Regions from separate parts of the Homo sapiens genome. Here region 1 is linked to region 2. A link is an interaction called in ENCODE POLR2A ChIA-PET data of the cell type or tissue named here. Cell type or tissue: CD4-positive, alpha-beta T cell. All regions are shown on one strand. Links, peaks and the distances in the headings refer to the core of each region. The heading gives the core; the rest is flanking DNA.

Evidence for each region. Peaks named below come from ENCODE experiments on the same cell type or tissue, not always from the same donor. Only the 100,000 strongest peaks of a DNase experiment are listed, where the experiment ranks them.
Region 1: POLR2A ChIA-PET joins it to region 2 with 17 read pairs; 9 of 35 experiments call an interaction of 5 or more read pairs at or near these places.

Annotation. Positions count from the first base shown.
Region 1 is chr12:64,581,846-64,590,175 of GRCh38, reverse strand. LOC107984521 (a long non-coding RNA gene) reads left to right here and starts at 5,926. Exons shown (of 2, transcript XR_007063348.1): 1 at 5,926-6,138. It also overlaps a transcript of RASSF3 not described here. In CD4-positive, alpha-beta T cell, for the core only: no CTCF peak of the experiment used is centred there; no DNase peak of the experiment used is centred there; H3K4me3 peaks cover 782 bases; H3K27ac peaks cover 1,521 bases.
Region 2 is chr12:64,665,292-64,673,621 of GRCh38, reverse strand. The region is part of intron 1 of RASSF3 (Ras association domain family member 3); the gene reads right to left. Among named protein-coding and RNA genes, the nearest start is that of MIR548Z, 47 kb to the right of the region's middle. RefSeq lists a silencer at 950-1,139 and enhancers at 3,872-3,931, 4,152-4,311. In CD4-positive, alpha-beta T cell, for the core only: no CTCF peak of the experiment used is centred there; DNase peaks (open chromatin) are centred at 591, 3,441, 4,171, 7,991 and 2 weaker places; H3K4me3 peaks cover 3,604 bases; H3K27ac peaks cover 8,000 bases.

The sequences.
Region 1 (8,330 bases), core at 259-8,258, 83 kb after region 2:
AGCCTTGACCTCCCAGGCTCAAGTGATCCTCCTACCTGAACCTCCAGAATAGCTGAGACTACAGGTGCACACCATCATACCTGGCTAATTTAATTTTTTTTTTTTTTTTTGAGATAAGAGTTCTGCCACTTTGCTCATGCTGGTCTCAGACTCTTTTTTTTTTTTTTTTTTCCTGAGACCGAGTCTTGCTCTGTCACCCAGGCTGGAGTACAGGGGCATGATCTTGGCTCACTGCAACCTCCATCTTCTGGGTTCAAGCCATTCTCCTGCCTCAGCATCCCCAGTAGCTGGGGTTACAGGCACGTGCCACCATGCCCAGCTAATTTTAGTATTTTAGTAGAGATGGGGTTTCACCATGTTGGCCAGGCTGGTCTCAAACTCCTGACCTCAAGTGATCCACTCATCTTGGCCTCCCAAAGTGCTAGGATTACAGGCATGAGCTACCACACCCAGCCAGGTCTCAAACTCAAGCTCAAGTGATCTTCCTGCCTTGGCCTCAAAGGTACTGGGATTACAGGTATGAGCCACTGCACTTGGCCAAACACCTTTTCTTTATGGAAAAAAAAAAAGTTGTTGATTTTAAACAGCACAGCTAAGTGCTTTAAAATTATGCTCAAGCTTGTGGAAGCAATACTGGCATGTGGAGGGCTATCTTTAGTCTTTAATTGTGGACTGTCATCTTTAACTATTTGATTATGCTGACATTTTTATCTTATTTTATTTTTTGAGACAGGGTCTCACTCTGTTGCCCAGGCTGGAGTGCAGTGGCACAATCTTGGCTCACTGCAGCCTCCGCCTCTGAATTTCAAGCAGTTCTCCTGCCTCAGCCTCCCCAGTAGCTGGGATTACAGGCATGTGCCACCACACCCGGCTAATTTTTATATTTTTAGTAGAGATGGGGTTTCACCATGTTGGCCAGGCTGGTCTCGAACTCCTGACCTCAAATAATCTACCCGCCTCAGCCTCCCAAAGTGCTGGGATTATAGGCGTGAGCCACTGCGCCTGGCCTATGCTGACATTTTTAATGTGAAAAAGAGAGTTGGCTGCCACATTAAATTCCCAGGTGGCTCTTGTTCTTTGATTTATGTAGCATATTTGGTGTTATTTGAATACTTTGTTTTATTTTTCAAAAGGCAGTGTTTCCTTCAGGTTTTCTTATAATTTGGGTCATGACAGCTTTTGCGAATCAGAAACAAAAAGAAGTCACGTGAAAAATTATAGGAATTAGAAGATATGCATTTTGACTCCGTTAAAAAGATTCAATCACATTAAAAGTTACATAAAGAGGGTCTTTATGTGTTTCTATTATATAGACATTAAAGTCATCTTTAAAAAAAATTCCCACTCAAGTGGATGGAAAAAGTCATCTTACTTAAAACCACGGAGAAATGCTCATTATTTAATATTAAGTCAGAAAGTAGAATATAAAACTAAATATACAGAGTGATTCCAATTTTATTTAAAGATAACTAATGCAAAGAGAAAAGGCCAGATGGAAATATACCATATTGTTTATGAATATAATTTTAGCCTAGTGGGAGTATGTGTTGTTTAAACATTTAAAAAATGCTTTCCTACATTTAATGAATTTTTAATAATAGATATATTTTATTTATTATATACATTTATCATAAGAAAAAAGATATCTTTTTTTTTCCTTTTTGTGCAGAACAAAGTCTTGCTATATTCCCCAGGTGGGTCTGGCTTAAGCTATCCTCCTGCTTCTGCCTCTGTAAATGCTGGGATTACAGGCGTGAGCCACCACGCCCAGCAGAAAAAAAGGTATTTTAAAGGCTTCTATGCCAGTTTTTAATCTGTAATAATGAATATTATTAATAGTGTTTTTGTATAGCCCTCAGCAATTCTGTATCATGCAGAAATGGCCTACAAAATGTACAGTTGACTAGACAATTCAAGAATTCACTTTTCTAATCTTTCATTCATCCCCAGAGCAAAAGGCAAAATGTATTACTCAGGAGGCTGAGGTGGGAGGATCGCTTAAGCCAAGTAGGTGGAGATTGCAATGAGCTGAGATGGTGCCACTGCACTCCAGCCTGGGTGACAGAGACCATGTCTCAAAAAAAAAGGTTGTGGGGGGATGTAAAGAATGATTCCCTATGATATTATTCCTTCTTATTCTCAGTAACCATTTGAGCGAAACTTGGAATAACTCGCTCTTTCCTGATAAACTAATTTAGCACATAAATGTACTTTGGTAAATATAGAAACTTAAAGATGCAGCTGGGGGTGGTGTTCATTTAGTTAATACCATGGAACTACCAAATGGTATAATCTTGGAAAAAATCGTGGGTTGAGATATCATTGTCTGTGTTGCAGTATTTTAAACTAGGACAAAAATAGAAGTCCTACAGTTTCTATTTTCTTCAAACAGTTACTCGCTGGAAGTGGTGGGAATCATAAAAAACAACCAGGACCTTGCATCCTAGTATAGAAGCCACAACTGTGGAAGCTTAACAGCCAGGCAAATGCCCACAAACCACCACCCTCTGCATTGGATGCATATGTCCCTGACCTCGCAAGTGAAAAAGAGAGGAAGACGGCGACACCTCCAGGCTTCAGACTCATTAATCCTGTGAATCGTGACCCACTCTTAAAACCAAGGTCTTTTAAATTAAATGATGTATTTTACATTCCACTTGGAAATACTCTGGCCAGGCAGCATAACAGTCTTGTAGATGAAACAGCCAAATTAGGTTGTTCTCAAACTCTTAGCTTTTTTTCTTAGGGAAAAGAAAAATTTAAGAACCACATACACATGCAACTACTACCACTTCACAAATTAAAAAGTGAGGAGAGGAGGCCGGGCACAGTGGCTCACGCCTGTAATCCCAGCACTTTGGGAGGCTGAGGCAGGTGGATTGCCTGAGGTTGGGAGTTCAAGACCAGCCTGACCAACATGGAGAAACTCTGTCTCTATTTCAAAAATACAAAAATTAGCCGGGCATGGTGGTGCATGCCTGTAATCCCAGCTACTCGGGAGGCTGAGACAGGAGAATCGCTTGAACCCTAGGAGGCGGAGGTTGCAGTGAGCCAAGATCGCACCATTGCACTCCAGCCTGGGCAACAAGAGCGAAACTCCGTCTCAAAAAAAAAAAAAAAAAAAGTGAGGCGAGGAATACGAGGAATATGGAAAATAGATTTTAAAGAACATATCAACTTGGAGATAGAGCATTTGACTTATGAGCTGAGTAGTTTGGGGTAAATTATTTTACTTTTCTTTTTTCTTTTTTTTGAGATGGAGTTTTGCTCTGTTGCCCAAGCTGGAGTGCAGTGCCATGATCTCCGCTTACTGCAACCTCCACCTCCCGTGTTCAAGCGATTCTCCTGCCTCAGCCTCCCAAGTAGCTGAGATTACAGGCACATGCCACCACATCCAGCTAAATTTTGTATTTTTAGTAGGGAAGGGGTTTCACCATGTTGGCCAGGCTGGTCTTGTACTCCTGACCTCAAGTGATCTGCCTGCCTCGGCCTCCCAAAGTGCTGGGATTACAGGCGTGAGCCATAATGCCTGGCCTATTTTACTTTTCTTGATCTTACTTTTCTCATCTGCAAAATGAGGATAATAATAATAATACTTGTAATATAAATCAGTGACTATCTCTGGAGAATGAATTTATGGGGGATTTTTACTTTTTAGTCTTTTTTTTTTTTTTTTTTTTTTTTCTGAGAAGGAGTCTTGCTCTGTTGCTTGGGCTGGAGTGCAGTGGCACAATCTCAGTTCACTGCAACCTCTGCCTCCCAGGTTTAAGTGATTCTCGTGTGTCAACCTCCTGAGTAGGTGGGACTACGGGTGCATACCACCATGCCCAGCTAATTTTTTTTTTTTTTTTTGACACAGAGTCTCACACTGTCGCCCAGGCTGGAGTGCAGAGGTGCAATCTCGGCTCACTGCCGCCTCCGCCTCCTGGGTTCAAGCAATTCTCCTGCCTCAGCCTCTCAAGTAGCTGGGATTACAGGCGCCCGCCACCATGCCCAGCTAATTTTTGTATTTTTAGTGAGACAGGGTTTCGCCATGTTGGCCAGGCTGGTCTCAAACTCCTGACTTCAGGTGATCCACCCACCTCCCCCTCCCAAAGTGCTGGGATTACAGGCGTGAGCCACCGTGCCTGGCCCACCTCGCATGGTCTCCTTTCTAGTTTTTTAAGAGAATGAAAATGCTTAGTTCAGGAGATTCTAAAGAGAACCAAGGGACACTATGAATGTAAATGTTTTTGTAGAGACTCTCTACTATAACAATTGTTAAAGACTTGGCCAGGTGCACCGGCTCATGCCTATAATCCCAGTACTTTGGGAGGCTGAGGCAGGAGGATCGCTTGAGCCCAGGAGTTTGACACCAGCCTGGACAACGTGGTGAGACCTTGTCTCTACAAAAAAATTAAACAATTAACCAGGCTTGCTGGCACATGCCTATAGTCCCAGCAACTTGGGAAGCTGAGGTAGGAGGATTGTGTGAGCCTGGGAGATCAAGGCTGGAATGAGCCGTGATTATGCCACTGCACTGCAGCCTGGGTGACAGAACAAGACCCTGTCTCAAAAAAAAAAAAAAAAAAAAAGGACTTGCCTAGCAAAATGCAGTAACAGTGTAGATGAACCAGTGGGGAAAGAAACTTCTCATTTTCCCCCCTCTTCACTCATTGGCATCTGAGTTAGGAGCTATTGTGTCAAATCATAGTGCTGAAAACAATGTACTATATTCCCAAAGTTCTCTCCCTAGCCTGGTGCCCAGTCAGGGAGAGAAATCTTTATGGTCTTGGATTTTTCAATGATTGCCCAAGAAATCCCCTTTGGTGACCCTAGGTCGTCAGCCTCCCTCCTGCTGGAGAGTCTCAGTTCCAAGAATCCTTCTGGGCCAGGCGTGGTGGCTAGATCATGAGGGCCTTCTAAGGCTTGGTAAAGCATGTGGATTTTATTTTAGGGAAGTAGGGATTTTAACATCAGATGTAATCTGGTTCACATTTAAGAAAATATTCTGGCCGGGTGCGGTGGCTCATGCCTGTAATCCCAGCACTCTGGGAGGCCGAGGCAGGCAGATCATGAGGTCAAGAGATTGAGACCATCCTGGCCAACATGGTGAAACCCTGTCTCTACTAAAAATACAAATATTAGCTGGGCATGGTGGCATGCGCCTGTAGTCCCAGCTACTCAGGAGGCTGAGGCAGGAGAATCGCTTGAACCTGGGAGGTGGATGTTGCAGTGAGCCAAGATCATGCCACGGCACTCCAGCTTGGTGACAGAGCAAAAAACTCTGTCTCAAAAAAAAAAAAAAAAAAAAAAAGAATCCTTCTGTGCTTTTCCAGGGTGATCCTGAGAACAACATTGAACAGGTATAATGTGAGTTGCTGCACTTCAGCCAACCAAACCTCCCTCTCCCCCGAAATTTGCTAAGGGTTGGATGCTTCCCATCAGAAATCTATTCTCTGTGAGGCCTCTCCCTAACCACTCCTCACCTCCACCTCCCAAGGGTGACCGTTATGTCTTTCTTAGACACTTTGGCTGAATGTATTTGTTTGCGTGCATTTCCTTTGGAATTCATAGGAAAGGACACAGTCATGAAGATGTAGGATATCTGAAGGGAGAGAAAGGAGATCAGAAATAGAGTAGTTCAGAAATAGAGCACTGACTTTCTTTAGCTTTTTTTTTTTTTTTTTTTTCTTAGCCTGGACCTCTTTTGTAGAAGGCAGCAAGACCTTTAAGGGTATAAAAAGTGGATGAGAGAGACAAAGAGGGAGGTATGGAAAACAAGGGTGATAGGAGATCTCCAGGACAAACTACCTCATTGTTTTGCCTGACTCTGGCTCCAGAAATGAAAGGTCCCTCTTCCCCTCTGGGCAAAAGAAAGAATCAGCATAATTAAATGTTCAAGGTTTGTTAGATGTTAGGTGCCTGCATTTCAGCTGAGGAAGGAGCTGTTCCATAAAGTGGAGATTTCTCTGTTGAGAACTGCCCTGCAGAAATCAAGCTGGCATCAAAGCCTGGTCTTTTTAATTCTGTTTCTTTCTGAGTTTTGCTGCAGCTCATAAGTTATAATCAGAGGAAGGAAACGCCTGAGAGATCTGAAGGTTTTAATTGTTGTTGAGTGCAGATGGTTTGGATTACCGCACAGGAATGGAGCTCAAGGTCAGTGTCTGTAATCAGCTGCCTGAATGTATGATTTTAGCTGGACGGCACCATTTCTGGGTAAGAGCTGTGCAGCTACATTTAAGCAGCATTAGTGCCTGGAACACTGGCTGACAGATTAAAATGTACGTTTATCAGAAATTGATAGCACAGATAAACCGAACATATTTGTCACATAAAATAAGATCTTGTCAGTGAACTTTAAAAGAAAACAGGAAGTGGACGTGATTGGAGGACAAGAAGTCAAGCAAATTCCACCACCAAGATCCTTGGTTTCTTTTAGTTGAATACAGTAAGGATTGTTAGGGTGGAGGAGTTGGATGGAAACCGAGGCAGAGAGGTTGCAATGTGTGCCTGGTGCCAGCAAAAATCATGTGGATGACTGAAACGCTGGTGTTTTGTTTTGTTTTGTTTTTGAGACGGAGTCTCACTCTGTCATCCAGGCTGGAGTGCAATGGCGCAATCTTGGCTCACTATAACCTCTGCCTCCCGGGTTCAAGCAATTCTCCTGCCTTAGCCTCCCAAGTAGCTGGAACTACAGGCGCACGCTACCATGCCTGGCTAATTTTTGTATTTTTAGTAGAGATGAAGTTTTACCATGTTGGCCAGGCTGGTCTCCAACTCCTGATTTCAGGTGATCCACCCCCATTGGCCTCCCAAAGTGCTGGGATTACAGGCGTGAGCCACTGACTTTGCTTTTGTATGAAACACAAATCTGATTTCCCCTGTGTGACATGGAACACTTGAGCTTTTCACCCCATTAACAGTGAGTAAAAAGGGAGATTCTTTTTAATTTCAGAAACAGCCTAAACAAAGCAGCTGCATTAACTGCCTCAGAGGGTAGAGATCATTTTGTTCCTATTCTGGAACACAGACTCAATACTTTGTGTCATGTGAAGGGTCCTCAGGTACCTCCCATTGCCTTGAGTAGAAAGTGGGGCGGAGGTGGGGTAGAGGAGATCTCTCCAGGGGAGAGAACTGCTTGTCTTGCAAGAGAACAAAAGGTACAGGGCTCTCTTTGAAATATGCACTTCCAGGTCCAGGGTTTATGCTGCTATGCACAAAGATTGATCAAGTACTTCAAAATGAGTAAGTAGTGTCTCGAAGATCTTTCTACACTTCCAGCCTGCTCATGTGAGAAATGAGAAAATAAATGGACATACACGCTGGCCAAAAGTGTGGGAAAATCAATAGTAGTGCCAAATCAGAAGGCTAGCTCAACCTTCAGTGTCTTTCTTGAAGTAGAAAGCCCCAAACAGTTAGAAGCTATGAAAGACTCCAGGTCTGATTCTTCCCTCTAAGAAGCACACCGCAGGGTACTTGTTCCTAAGCCAGCTCGAGGGTGGGTGTTGAGAGGGAGACGGCTTCAGAATGAATCTTTTTCTAACTCCACAACTTCTTTCCTTCATTCTGAGGTGCACTCCTCACCTACCCCTCAAAGTCCCATATCCAGGAATCTCTGTGCCAAAATGGATTGTAACTGACGAGACTTTGTTTCCAATCTGAATGTCTTGAAGACAGAAAAAGATTCAGTTACCTAAAGTGTCCTTCAGGCTCTAAATTATCATCTATGAAGAAAATAGTAAAGCTTTTCAAAGTAAAATAGGCACAATGATTTATGAAATTACCTAAAGAAAAATGAGTGTAGTTAATCTTTTTGGCAGGAGGCATTTTCACTAGCTGAGCAGGCTGGTGCTGTCAGCAAAGTTTCTGAGTAGACAAGGAAAACTTGGCACATTTCAGAGAGCTGGGCAGGGTGGTGGCAACGGGCTGAAAGATCTACAAGGGAAAGCGTTATGATTTTACAATAGACCCTAATCTTTTGGTTAGGGGATCTTTGACCTAGTTCATTTTTCTGTCTCCTACAATAAAAAATGTCATCGTCAGCTGGGCACAGTGGATCTCTCCTGTAATCCCAGCACTTTGGGAGGCCGAGGTGAGAGGATCACTTGTGCCCAGGAATTTGAGACCCCCACCTGGGCAACCGCATCTCTCTAAAAAATTGGCCGAGTGTGGTGGGGCATGCCTGTAGTCCCAGCTACTCAGGAGACTGAGGTGGAAGGATCTGTTTGAGCCTGGAAGGTCAAGGCTGAAGGGAGCCAAGATCGTGCCACTGCACTCCAGCCTGAACACCAGAGTGAGATCTTGTCTCAAAAAACAAAAAGAAAAACAAAAAAAAAAGGTCAATCTCT
Region 2 (8,330 bases), core at 258-8,257:
CTGCATGGGAGTCAGCACTCTTGCTGCAGCCGTCCTCTCGGAGATCTCTGTGGGGTCTGTCTCAACAGAAAAAGCAGTGGATTCTTAGGTTTTCAAAGGCAGGCGTGTCTTCATGGACTCAGTTTTCCCTGATTATTAAAAGAGGCCACTGGACTACGGTCCCTTTCAACAGTAAGTTTTCAAATAGTAATACCATCTACAACACTACCCCAAACAATAAATACAAAGTAAGTTCACTGGATAGTAAGAAAATTGAAAACATTAATAAAGACGATTGCCAAGAAGCCAGGAGGGAAGTGAGACTGACAACATAATTCCGAGTGGTGACACAAGCACCACCCCAAATTCAAGATTATATATAACATCTCACTGTTCAAGGCGTCACCCAGCAGCCATACATCTCCTTCAGCTAACAGCAATCAAAAGCCATAGTCCACTCATTCAGGTTGGCTGGGTTTAAAAAACCAGTTTTTATTAAGGTCAAAGTTTGGAGGTCAAGTCTCAAGACTGCCATATCCTTTATGGAACTTTTGAACCTCAGTGATAAGGACAGTTTCCGGAGAAAGGAAATGAACAGGCTCATTTGGAGGCGAGCCAGACAGGAAGCACGAAGCAATGAATGCTGCAGCAACCGAGGAGGAGGCAGGTGGAGCCCATCTGGGAAACTCAGCCGGCTCCACCAGCAGCAGGAATCTGAACATCAAGGGCAGAGGCTTGCAAACAAATGGAGTAGCCACTCTGCCAGATGAAACCTAATTTGAAGGGAGAACAAAGTCTGAAGAAAATTAGACATTTCTGTAGACCAGGCTAGCCATAGTGGTTCATACCTGTAATCTCAGCACTTTGGAAGGCGGAGGGAGGAGGATCGCTTGAGCCCAGGAGTTCAGGATCAGCTTGGGCAACACAGCAAGAGCCTCCCCACCGTCTGAACAAAAAATAAAAATATTAGCCAGGAGTGGCGGCTGTGCACCTGTGGTTCCAGCTACTTGGGAAGCTGAGGTGGGAGGATTGCCTGAGCCCAGAAGGTAGAGTATACAGTGAGCATGACTCAGCCTGGGCAACAGAGCAAGATCCTATCTCTCAAAAATAAATAATAGGCTGGGTGCGATAGCTCACACCTGTAATCCCAGCACTTTGGGAGGCCGAGGTGGGTGGAACATCTGAGGTTAGGAGTTCAAGATCAGCCTGGCCAACATGGTGAAACCCCATTTCTACTAAAAATACAATAATTAGCTGGGCATGGTGGCACCGGCCTGTAATCCCAGCTACACAGGAGGCTGAGGCAGGAGAATCGCTTGAACTCAGGAGGCGGGGGTTCCAGTGAGCTGAGATTGTGCCACTGCACTCCAGCCCGGGTGACAGAGCAAGACTCCGTCTCAAAATAAATAAATAAATAAGATAACAAAATAAAATAACTAAAAGAATATATATGGATTGTTTGTAATACAAATGATAAATGCTTGGGGTGATATTACTCTGATATGATTATTATATGCCTGTATCAAAAAATCTTATGTACCCCATAAATATATACACCTACGTACCCACAAAAGTTAAAAAATTTTAAATAAATAAAAATAGACAAATGTAAAAGTCTGAAGAGGGCCACAGGGGGTTAAACTATTTTATGTCACTCTTGTTCCCATTAATTCCATCCACTTTCTTGTCCTGTATTCTCCCTTCCGCCCTACAGGCCACTCAAGATGGCTCTTTGATAAGTCTGTTCACAGCCCTTAAAAGGCATGGCTGAAATCCCAAGTGTACAAGTATTCATTCTGCCTCAGGCAATAAATAATGAAGAATGAAGAAAGATACCCCTCTGCTGCCGTCAATTCAGGACGCTGGTACAGGCACGGCATGGGCCCATGGAGAACACCTACACATCCAGCCCTACCTGAGCAGCAATTTCCTTCAGAAGTGCAGCTCTAGGTTTTGGTTTTATCTGAGGAATCACCTTCCTCCTCCTGCCAAGGAAGTAAAAAGTCCTCCGGAGTTATTAAATGATAAGTCAGAGCAATTCAAATAAAAGTTAGGTGATTAGCACCTCAAAGAACCTCACAAAAGCAATTTCTAGAGGTACTCTTTGCTGCAGAAGTCCTCTCCGTCCTCCTGCTTGGTTGCAGATAGGGTGTGAAACACTTACATCATCAAAAGAATGCCAGGAACACAGGCTGGTCAGAGTCAGAAGGCTCAGAGTGAGTAAGGAGTGAACATGCATAGAAGATCACAAGAGGCGAGGCCAGGGAGGCAGATCCCCCTGCAGGGAGAAAGCCGAGGGTCCAGTGCCCCTGGCCCACTTCACTGAACCCTGCTGGGGTGACCCAGGACCAGCCCCGATCAGTCTTCGAGGGTTCACGTACTGCCTGAAACAAATACTTGCAGAGGGAAAAAGAAGGTTTTTCTCAAAAACACCTCCCCTATCCTGCCTCCCTTTCTTTCCTGGTCCCTCATCCAAAACCAGACAGGGCAGGATTAGCCAACCCAAATTCTTGGGATGGGGCAAAGGGAGAGTCCCCAGCACAGAGGTGGCAGCAGCTCCCCTTAGGGAACTGTATCATCACCCATTCCAGACACCATGCCACACCCTTCACAACTTGCCTCTGAATTCTTACAATAACCCTGGAATTGGGTAATACTATCATCCCTATTTTGCATATAGGAAATAGAGGCTTAGGGAGATTTATTTTGCCGGAGGACACAAAGTTAGTGGAGGGGCTAGGTGAGGTTCCTACCCGGGTCTATCCGATTCAAAGCCAATGAAGCCAAGCAAGTGAAAGAAAGGAGGAAAGCTGAGACCCTAACGTTTGCCCACTGCTGGTTTCTGACGACTTAGCCATTTTGATACAGAAGGTCAATATGGATTTTGGAGGGTGGGGTACTAGCACAACTGGCAACTTAGTAGGGAATTAGTAATCTGGCCAGGGCCACTGACAATTTAAAAAGAAGAAAACTACATGTGCAGCACTCCAGAAATGGCGAAACACCTTCATCTCCTAAGGACCATGCAAGTGCTGTTAAGATACCTACAGAAGAGTTTTTTAATGAAAAGATCCCCCCCACAAAAAAAAAAAAAAAAAGAGAGAGAGAGAAACCGTATCCAGTATGACAAATAGTTTCTGCCTGATTGGTGAGATTTGGGATGGGCCCCCACTTTGTTTCTCTTTCTGCATAAAAATTTCAACATTTTTACAAAATTTTCAAAAACTTCTCCTCAGTCTGTACATCTTTGTTAATCAGGAAAAAAAAAAAAACAGTAAAATCTAGGAGGGAAAAAGGCTTTCATGTGTAAAAAATAAAATAACCTTGGAAATAAAAATAAACACAATGCAATTCAGCACTTGGCCAGCATAACTGAACACCACTTTGATGTGCTGCTCCTGGGGCAGCCACCCCCAAATAAATAGCTTTAGACACAAAACAGAGGCACCAACGCCACAAGGCTGTCCGTCCTCCTTAATGCAGGCACCAACTGCACATACAGAGATGACACGTGGAAGCTGCTAGATAGAGCGAACCTGAGCTCCCTCAGGTAAAGATATGCAGTTATTATCTGTAAAATAAAAAAGCTTCTCTATCCATTAAAAAAAAAAAACTGATACTGCCAAGAAGTGCCAGAAGTAAAGGTGGTTTTTAAACATTACTCAATCAGCTGACCAATGTATAAATAAAAGCTACCCTCCATCTGCCCTGGAAAGCAGATTGCCAGCAATTTTTTTTTTTTTTTTTTTTTTGGTAATTTACAGCAATTTACATTTTCTTTGTTGCATAGAAGTGCTGCTTGTATAACCTGAGGGTTCACACACCCTCCAGCTCCTTTTCCTCCTCAGTGGCTTGCACAGGAAGCCCGAGGCTGGGAGGAAAGGGCCTCCCGCTCCACCTTTCCTCAGCACTGCGGTCAGTGGCCCAGCCGGACTCCCAACCCTGGCCGTGGTCTGCTGCTTGCAAAGGGACGGGTCAAGGAGAACAGCAGCCCAGCTACCAAGGCTGGACTGGAAACGTGCTAAAGTACAAGGCTGATGTGAAGCAGAGAAAAGAAAAAGAGAAACTGAATTTAACATAATGAACGCCTTAGCATTACAAGTCTAGGACTTCACAGCTGTACTTCACTCAAAACTAAAGACCTAGGCAGGAAACAAGTGGCAGACACTGTAAAAGAAGAGTCAACACAGTCTTAAACACAGGATATGCCCTGCCTAGAGCCACATCCTTATCTCCACGTGTGACAGGGGGAACTGTTTCATCCAGAACATCTGAGGAAAAAACGAAGCCAAGAAGGACTACATCAAATTTCACACATTCTGGGACAATCCCTTACACAATAATGTGAAGGTTTCACCTTTTTCACCCTTTCATCTAAGTCACCAATTTCCTCCCCTAGGAACTTGTTCATATAGAGTCCTCTAATGTGCCTAACAAAACAGAAACTCAAACAAGCACCTAAAGAATGTCCCAGAGAAGAAATGAGAATGTTTAGAATGGAAAGCCATTTGCTCCTCGAGGTTAAACAGGACACATAGTTCAACGCCCTACTTCAAAATCAATCCCAGGTGTAACCCAAGTTTTTCTAGGGTTTGTGTAATATATGAAAGTCTTTCAATTTAGGACTTGACTTCCTTAGGAACAATTTTTTTTCCTCCTAAAAAATCAAAATTGGGCTGGGTGCGGTAGCTCACACCTGTAATCCCAGCACTTTGGGAGGCCGAGGCGGGCAGATCACGAGGTCAGGAGATCGAGACCACGGTGAAACCCCATCTCTACTAAAAATACAAAAAATTAGCTGGGTGCGGTGGCAGGCGCCTGTAGTCCCAGCTACTCACAACGCTGAGGCAGGAGAATGGCGTGAACCCGGAAGGCAGAGCTTGCAGTGAGCCGAGATCGCGCCACTGCACTCCAGCCTGGGCGACAGAGTGAGACTCCGTTTCAAAAAAAAAAAAAAAAAAATCAAAATTAAAACAGTCAACATCCAAGTCCCACCCTGCTGAAAGCTAAACTCCAATCACCATGTTTTCTGAGGTGCCAAGCCAGGGTGATTAAAAGAAAGAACAACGAGGCTGGACATGGTGGCTCACACCTGTAATCCCAGCATTTTCGAAGCCTAAGTCAGGCAGATCGCTTTGAGCTCAGGAGTTTGAGACCAGCCTAGGCAACATGGTGAAAACCCATCTCTACAAAAAATACAAAAACTAGCCAGGTGTGATGGCACGTGCCTATAGCTACTTGGAGGCTAAGGCTGGAGAATTGATTGAGCCTGTGAAGTGGAAGCTACAGTGAACGGAGATTGTGCCACATTCCACCTCAGCCTGGGCAAGACAGTGAGACCCTGTTTCAATTGAAGAGAAAAAAAAAAAAAGAAGAAGAAGAAGAAAAGGATTGGTAAGGTTTGATAGAGGAAAGTGCCCCAGGCTGGCTGAGTGATATTTACATTGCTGATTCTGAGTGCAAAGCACTGGTTCAGGTCATTCAACAGTTACACCTTAGGTAACCCTCCCAGGAATCCCGAGGGTAGAAATTTTAACCCCATGGTATAGATGCAGAAATGAAAGCTAAGAGCACAGAAGCAGAATGTGGTGAACACAAGGCCTGGCCAACCCCATAACCATGCCCTTTCTACTCAGACCAAAGGCCTCTAGAGCCCAGGAGAAAAACCTGTTGCCAGCTATCTGCGTGACCTTGGGAAAGTACATCTTTCCAGGTGTTACTTTCTTACCTCTTAATTCAGAAGGAAAACAGGCTCAGTGAATCTGGAAGAAGGGAGTGAGCATGCATGCATAGCCAGTCCTGCCCTCTGTCCTCTTTTGAGGGCAACATTCTGCTGCACAGCTCTGGAGATGAGCCTCAGGAAGGCCACTTGCCCGCAGAGATAAGCCATGTTCTGCATAGCAGCTCTAACCCTGATCAGCATAAAGGTAAATTTTGGTCTCCAACAATTGAAGACTGGCTGAATTGAAGACCACCTTACTCCTGTCTTTCTTCTCAGCTGATTCCAGGACACAGGCAGGGAAAGAGGATGAAATTTGGTCCTCTTTGAACACTTGTAAAATGGGAAAATTTCTAAGACAGAACTTCTGTTCATTTAGAATAGGAGCTACGACCATCTTTCCCGCAAGGGACTTGTAATAGAAAGAAAATAGGCCGGGCGCAGTGGCTCACACCTGTAATCCCAGTACTTTGGGAGGCTGAGGCGGGAGAATCGCTTGAACCTGGGAGGCAGAGGCTACAGTAAGCCGAGATGGCGCCACTGCACTCCAGCCTGGGTGACAGAGCGAGACTCTGTCTCAAAAAGAAAGAAAGAAAGAAAATACACACACACATTCCAAGTAACCAAAACACTATTCCAGAAATTAATAAATGGAAACTGTTAACTAGGTACACTTACTTTCACAAAATAAATGTGTTCCCCTTGCAGCAAAGAAACCATATTTTTGAAAGTACAGATATTGTTTTAAAAACAAAAACACACCTTAGAAATTCCCAATGCAGAGGAAAACTCTGGTAACGGCTGGTAACCTTCTCCACACCCCCCCATTTCTTGCAGACCTGCCCCCAGCCCAGCTGAGCCTCCGTATCTGGCTCCCCTACCCATTAACGGGCTTCTACCACACCCTGCACCGGTCAACACTCCTGAGCCACTGTGGATCTCAATTACTTTTGCTCCCACTTTCTTGCTTTTCTGTCCCCACTTCTCAATTTTCATGGGAAAAGACAAATCTCTTTGCAGACACTGCCAACAAAAAATATTTTCCTTTCTTTCTGCTTAGTAAATGAACCAATTTTGGCATTCAATAAATATTTGTTCAGCACCTAAATACTGTGCAAATAGTTGTGTCAGGCACTGGAATACAACAGTGAACAGAGCACAGGTTCTGCCCTTCAAGGCCTAGGTGGGACATGTGGGACAGTGGCGGGATAAGGAAGGGAGCACTGCCAAGGAAACACCTTGGGAAGGTTCCCTGTAGGAGGAAGTATCTAAGCTGGAAACTGCTTTGTAAAGTATTCTGTTAGAAAGTAAAGCCATTCCTGGCTTTACCTTTTAACACCCATCAAACGTGTTATCCAGAAAGATAACAAAGTACACCAGAATAAGAAGTCACCTAATGGAAGGCTTTGGAAAACCAGAGTACACTGCTCAAATCTGCTCAAATCTGCTAATTTTAGACAAACAGAAAATACTTCAGTGAGCACGCTACCAAAGGGTATTTTTAGAGTCTGTTTCAGTTAACCACTCTGAACTCCTCAGTAGGTCAAACAAAAAAAAAGCAAAAGAAAGAAAACTATTTCAAATCTATAGCAAGTAGAAAATTATCTTCCTTCTTCATGCCTAATTTCTTTCATCCTACATAGAAAATAAACAATCAGCATTCCATAGCTAATTCCATTCTACACCTAACCACCTTATTTACTTAGTACTTGGGGAAGAAAGTTGACTACAGCTGTTACTTCTCATTGCTTATCTTGAGAAAACACTGAACAATGTAAAACACATATGAGCAATAGGCAATAAATTAAGCACAAAAAAGCATGGCTCCATAAAAAAGTGATCATTTAACATAACTTTTTCCTTTCATTACTTTCTAAATCTCAGTCTCACTAAGCCTCAGTTTCTTGTCAGCAAAAAGAACATAAAAATACCTGCCCTTTGAGGGCCCTTGTTCAGAGTAACTGAGAACACATAGAACACTTCACTATATCTGGCTGGCTACCATCATCATTACTATTACTACTGCTATTGATGAAGGGCAGGCAAGCTCCCAAACTGGGGCTCAGCCCAGGAAGATTCTCAACTGCACTTAGGAAAGAGCTGAAGAGCGACCCTGCGGTAGAAGGAAACTGCTTTACTGACGTGGCAGTGTTAAGCTCTGTGACTGCTCCATAACAGCAGCTCAAGGGCAGTTCTGCAGTCATATTTATGCCCATTTTTAATTACATGCAAATTAAGAGGGCAGGTTAATCAGAAACCTCTAGAAAAAGGGTGGTAACTTCCAGGTTGTTGCCATGGAAAGGGGTGGTAATTTCCAGGTGTTACCATGGCAATGGTAAACTGACATGGCACTGGTGGGCGTGTCTTATGGAGAGGTGCTTTCACCTCTTCCCTGTTTCAGCCAGTCTTCAATCTGGTCTGGAGTCAAGTTCCACCTCCTACCTCACTAATAGTATTTATTATCAAACTTGGTGTTTAATAATAAGTTAAAAATCTAACAGTAAAAATTAATGTGTATCAATTAAGCAATCTGACTGGAGACTTTCAAAATCAATATTAAAAGTGAATAAACTCTGACTGGTGCCAAGTCAATCATTTAATTTTAGCATCTACATTATGCTAGACACACATA